Regions from separate parts of the Mus musculus genome. Here region 2 is linked to region 1. Evidence: chromatin loops called from intact Hi-C (ENCODE). Cell type or tissue: heart. All regions are shown on one strand. Links, peaks and the distances in the headings refer to the core of each region. The heading gives the core; the rest is flanking DNA.

Region 1 (2,911 bases), core at 150-2,649:
CATAATTAAACCTATTGAGTCACACAAATAAAATGTGACTGTACAAGAACTGATGTGGAAAGTGGGTCAGGAGGAGGGGGAAGGGGACAAAAGAGGGTTATAATAAGTGGGTTTGATCAAAATACATTATAAACATGAAAATACGATGAAACCATTATCTATAATTAATGCATGCTATTAAAAAGAAGAGTGGAGACTCAGCTAATATAAGTTTAATTAGGGTTGGTTACGTGAGCAAAGGTGAAAGGTTATTTACAGTATAGATTGGCAACTTAATTAGTTGCTATACCATTGAAGAAAATACCTCCTCTCCTCAAGCAATCATTAACTGCCCATAGCCCTGTTCCATGTTCACATGTCATGTTCACAACGTCAAGACAGATACTGCCTTGTAACAGTTCTTAGCTACTAGTGAGTTCATGTCGTGCCAGGGAGACAAGAGTCCACAACACGCCTACCTTTCTACCCTTCCTCTGGCTCTCAGATTCTACCATTACCACCCCCACCCCCCAACCCACCAAATGATGTTCTTTGAGTTTTGGAAGGAGCAAGTTAGATGTTTCATTTAGGGCTGAGCATTCAAGCCACTTATTCTCAGCACTTTGAGCAGTTATGAGTCTCTGTATTAAGCACTACTACTGCAAAATGAAGCTTCTTTGCCCAAAGCTGAAGGCAGTACTAATGTTTGGGTAAACATAAATATTTGGAAGGCTGCTTGATATGTATGATACATTTAGTCAGCAAAAGAACAGTAGCTTCCCCCCTAGGGCATTGACCTCCCAGACGCAGATTTGATCAGGTCTACTGTGCCGGACATGAATCCCCTCCTATGGAGTGGGCCTCAAATCAAGCTGGAAAGAAGATGGCTACCCACTTAACAGTTTGCCACTATTGCAAATGTGGGTACATCTTGCCTGGGAGGGCAGCCGGGTAACATACAAGGTCACAGCAGGGCAAGACTGCTGGTGACTTCTTCCATAAGGCATCCTTATGTTATGAAAGCTAACCTTCCAGAGTAAGCATTCAGTCCAGTTCCATCTTGACTTCTGTACACACATGGTTGCTACAGCAGTAGGATCTTATCATCTACATCTGAAAGGCTACCAGCCACAGTAGCAATGGGGCTGGAGAAGTGGCTTAGCTGTTAAAAGAACTCAAGTTCGGTTTCCAGCAACCGAGTTTTGTGGCTCAAGATCACCGATAACTCTGCATCTCAGGTACCTGATGCTCTGCTGGCAACTGCAGCTCTGACCTCTGCTGGCAACTGCATTCATATGCAGAAACACAATCAGAATTAAAAAGAAAATACGTGTTGGTGCCACAATTATCTGGGACTTCCTATCTAGGGGGATCCAACCCCCTCTTCTGACCCCTGTATGTACTAGACACGCACGTGGAACACATACTATATGAAGCAAAGCACTCATACATATGAAATAAATCTAAAACGACTACAAATCTTAAAAAGTTGTAAATGATGTATGTATACCCAAGAATACCAAATTAAATACTAACAGTGTCTCATTGCCAGTTAGTTTTTGTATTCATTTCTGGGGTGGGGTTCCTCTTTGGACACTTTGGAAACTGCAAAGCCAGAAGTTGAAGATAAACACAAAACAAACCTTACGTCCAAACTCCCATTTGCCTCCCTCACTATATATAGTACTAGTTAACCATTATCTTCCACTTAGAAAGTTATGTTCGAAGTAGATCTCTCTCTCTATCTCTCTCTCTCTCCTTCTCTCCCTCCCTCCCCCCTCTTTCTTTCTCTCTCTCTCTCTCTCTCTCTCTCTCTCTTTTTCTTTCTTTCTTTCTTTCTTTCTTTCTTTCTTTCTTTCTTTCTTTCTTTCTTTCTTTCTTTCTTTCTTTCTTTCTTTCTTTCTTTCTTTTCTTTCCTTATTTACTTATTACTTATTTACTTATTTAGACGTACTTGGCTCCTTTAGCCACGACCGTCTGAACTGAACTGGTGGTTGGGTAATTGAAAAGCCCTTACTTCAGAGCAGAGGAGCGCGGCCTGGTCCCGCCCCCGCCTCCGCCCCCGCGGCGCAGCCAATCAGCAACGCGCGCGGGAAGGCCGCACAGCTGCGGGCCGAGCGAGTCGATGAGTCCGCTCGGGACTCCAGTCCGAGTGCACCGTGTTTGAGGTAGGCGGCTCGGCGTCTTCCGCGGCCGGGCTGGCCCGGGTCCCTCTGAAAGAGCAGGCAGGACCCTCGACGTGAGTGGGCGCTCTTCGGTGTGTCGGGGCGGCCCGCGGGTCTGCGTGGGAGGCGGCGCGGCAGCGTGAGAGGTGCCGGGGCCTGGGCCCGTGGCGATTCCCTGTTCCGTCTTACGCGGGTAGACAGCGCCCGCCAGTCATTCCCCTTGTCTCGGCTAACCCTGCGAATATACCGAGCGGCCCACCCTGGGGCAAGAGCATCCTTGCTTGTGTTATCTGAAACCTTGGCAGAATCTGCAACAAATACTGACGGCCAAAAAATTATATATATATATTGGATTTGTTGGAGTAATGGTATGAAACTCCAAATTTAATTTGAGTATATTAAGTTAGTTGATGCTGTAAGTCTGTGGGTTTATAATTAGGTGCAAAACGTCAGGTTTTCTCCATGATACTGATTATAAAAGTGCTCTTCTCAGCGTTGTCTGGGCACATATTGGAAATGAAAATTGTCTGGTGGGCGGTGGGCACCCTTTAATCCCAGCACTCCGGAGGCAAAGGCAGGCGGATCTCTGAGTTCGAGGCCTGCCTGGTCTACAGCGTTTCCAGGATACACCGAGAAACCTCGTTTCGAAAAACAAACAAACAAACAAACAGAAAAAAACAACCTCAATTGCCAGGAAAGGACAAGAACACGCGTGAGCTAAATAGCGACTTCCCGCTTCTAAGATAACCGAGAATTTGACTTCCCTT
Region 2 (2,911 bases), core at 1-2,500, 210 kb before region 1:
TTTCCTGAATGACGATGGGTCACTTCTACGCTGCCAACGTCTTTTCCAGAAAACTACCACAAATCACAACCATCCTCAGTAATTACAAGCTTTTTCTTGCCTTACAGCACCCCTCCGTCCTATCTGATCTAGCACGGAAAAGCCTGATTCTTAAAGGTATGCCTTCAGGGTTGGAGAAGTGGCCACCCCAAATTTCAGGGTCACTGCATTTAGTCAAGAGTAGCCTCCAAAGTCCCCAGATGGTTCGACTGGGGTGGAGTAATCCTAGGGTGCTGCAGAAGTCACTCAGTCTGAGAGAGCAGCCTTTGATCCCTGCAAAACCCGGAGGACTACGCTGGGTTTGCTAAAGACGAATAAAACACTGAGAATGACCAAAATGTATAGAAAATTAATTCCCAGCCCGCCCCCCAAGTAAAACTCCAGCTCTGGCTTGCTGTAGCTACGCAAGGGCCTGACAGCTCTCCCTGCGCGTGCGTGCGTGCAGCTCCTTCCTAAAGCACTGGCGGCAGTCAGCATAGAGCACGCGCGGGGAGGGACCCAGGCCGCGGGAGCTGCAGGGAGAGGGGGACAAGCCCGGTTCCCAGCTTGTTCTACGGACAAGCCGGTAGAGCCGGCCAGTCGCGGGAGCATCTGACAAAAGCTGTAAGCTGTGACCTCTGAAGCCATGAGGGATTCAAGGGATACTGCGAGCTCCTGGTACTTACATCGTCGCCACTCACTGTCTGCTTTCACCAGCTGGTCCACCAGCCCCGGGTCCTTGAAGCGCTTCTCCTGCGTCTCTCGAATGAGGGCTGGGTCCCCTCCTTTATCCACCCGAAACAAATCCAGGTCCAGCACCATCCTTCTACCTCACCAGTTAACACTAAGAGAGGACTGTAAGCGGCGGGTGGACGATGCACTGCGCCTGCGCGCTGACCTGGTCTCACTGCGCAGGCACCCGGCAGCCCGGGAGGGGGCGGCGCCTAGCTCGCCGGAAGCCGCAGTGTTAGGCAGGGTCCAGAGGGAGTGGTGAGAAGTGAAAAGGGCGTGGTAGCCTTATGCGGGTTGTTTCTCTGCTGAACTCCTTACTGAAAGGCCTTCTGATCGCCCCCCACTGAAATCGTGAATGCCTCAGGTTCCTCTGGTTGAAGGGAGTATCTCGGTGTGGACCGAAGCTGACTTGGAAGACAATGCACTTTGCAGATGCCAGTTTTCCTCTATCTTGATTACAGAGCACACACCCAGTTACCTACCCTCAAGATTCTCGAGCCCTGGGGCTTTTTGTTTTGATACAGGGTCTCACAGTGTAGCTCTGACTAGCAACTATGTAAACCTGGCCAGCCTCAAACAAAATGTTGGGATTAAAGATGTGTGCCATTTCATCCTTTATTTTTCTTTTTATACTAGCCCTACCCCCTTCCTCCCGCAACAAACCTTTGCCAAGCCCCCCTGAGATAAAAGGACAAGGTTAGAGACCCTGATGGACTTAATAAACAGAGACACTGGAGGGAGGCTAGGAGGCAGGATAATCTGAGCTTGTCCCCTCCCGGTCTCCTGCAGCTTTGGCTACAGTTTTGTGTTGAAAACCAGGGGAAGAAGGGTTGGGTGTCAGAAGACAGTCCATGAGATGAGCACACCTCTCTTCTCACATATCCCTCACCCAAATCCAATAGACCTTTGCAAGAAGTTGTAGCTTATATTTACGATTGAAACTATTCTATGTTTATGTAATTTGAGCATTGCCAGGCTATTCTATCAACACGTTCAAGTTATTCTTTTTGTCTGTTTGTTTGTTTTGTTTGTTGAGATAGAATCTATAGGCCTGGCTGTCCTGGAGCTCACTATGTAGACCAGGCTGGCTTCAGACAGAGATGCCTGCCTCTTCCTGGGGAGTCTCTGGTATCAAAGGGGTGTGCCACCAAGCCCAACCTACACACACCTGTTACTCTTAAAGTGAGAAGACCTCATTTGAAATTACCTCTCTTGGCCAGATGTGGTAGTGCATGTCCATGTGCATCCCTTGTGAGTGGGAGCAGCGGGTGCATGAGTTCAGGGCCAGCATGTCTCCAAAAAACCCAAACCTAGTCAGGCTTAGTAGTAGGTGCCTTTTATATCACATCGGAGGTAGAGAGCTCTGTAAAGTCAAGGCCAGCCTGTTCTAAATACCGAACTCCAAGCCAGCCAGAGCTGTGTAGTGAGAATCTGTCTCAAAAACCAAACACACATACAACCAAACCAAAAACCTACTGCTCTCACACAGTAGAAAACATTAACTAACACGGAACCCACAAACCTGCTCTCCCCTTCCTGTGTCTTCTCCTAAAAAGAACACTTTCCTGAGTATCTAGCAATCGGACGGCTGGAAAATGGAAAGCAGCCAAGAGAAGTTATAATAATAAATGTTAAGGATAGAGAGCTGCAGTCTTTGCAGAAAATACTTGAAGACTGTCATCAAAGTGTTGGGGGTCACTGAACCCCTGAGAGGGTAAGATCCGTGTAATCTAAGGTATGAAAACAATGGCAGGTGCTTTGAGAGGTGGGGCCTAAGGAGTGCATCAGTCCTTTATAGTGTAATTCCAGAAATCACTTTGAAATTCTGGCCTCTCAAAAACAAACAAAACAAACTCCAGGGTTTTTTTTTTCTATTAGTTTTATTATTGTTTATAAATACCTCTCTTTGGGCTGGAGAGATGGCTCAGCAGATAAGACCGATGGCTTCTCTTTTAGAGGACCAAGGTTCAATTCCCAGCACCCAGGTGGCAGCTCACAACTCTGTGTTACTCCAGTTCCGGTGGATCTGGCACCCTCAAACAGACGTGCATGCAGACAAACCCCACCAGTGCATATGAAATAAAAATAAATTATTTACTGGGCAGTGATGGCTTACTAATTTAATCCCAGTACTGGGGAGGCAGAGATAGGCAGATCTCTA

Evidence for each region. Peaks named below come from ENCODE experiments on the same cell type or tissue, not always from the same donor. Only the 100,000 strongest peaks of a DNase experiment are listed, where the experiment ranks them.
Region 2: it touches region 1 in a loop (2.2-fold over the local background); 1 of 42 quality-filtered maps calls a loop at or near these places.

What each region holds. Positions count from the first base shown.
Region 1 is chr3:108,651,834-108,654,744 of GRCm38, forward strand. Clcc1 (chloride channel CLIC-like 1) reads left to right here and starts at 2,080. Exons shown (of 12, transcript NM_145543.2): 1 at 2,080-2,147. In heart, for the core only: a CTCF peak has its summit at 1,265 (motif pointing left); a DNase peak (open chromatin) is centred at 2,068; H3K4me3 peaks cover 1,534 bases; H3K27ac peaks cover 699 bases.
Region 2 is chr3:108,444,293-108,447,203 of GRCm38, forward strand. Sars (seryl-aminoacyl-tRNA synthetase) reads right to left here and starts at 967. Exons shown (of 11, transcript NM_001204979.1): 1 at 705-967. The coding sequence starts at 840. In heart, for the core only: CTCF peaks have their summits at 949 (motif pointing right) and 1,953; DNase peaks (open chromatin) are centred at 519 and 959; H3K4me3 peaks cover 1,603 bases; H3K27ac peaks cover 1,559 bases.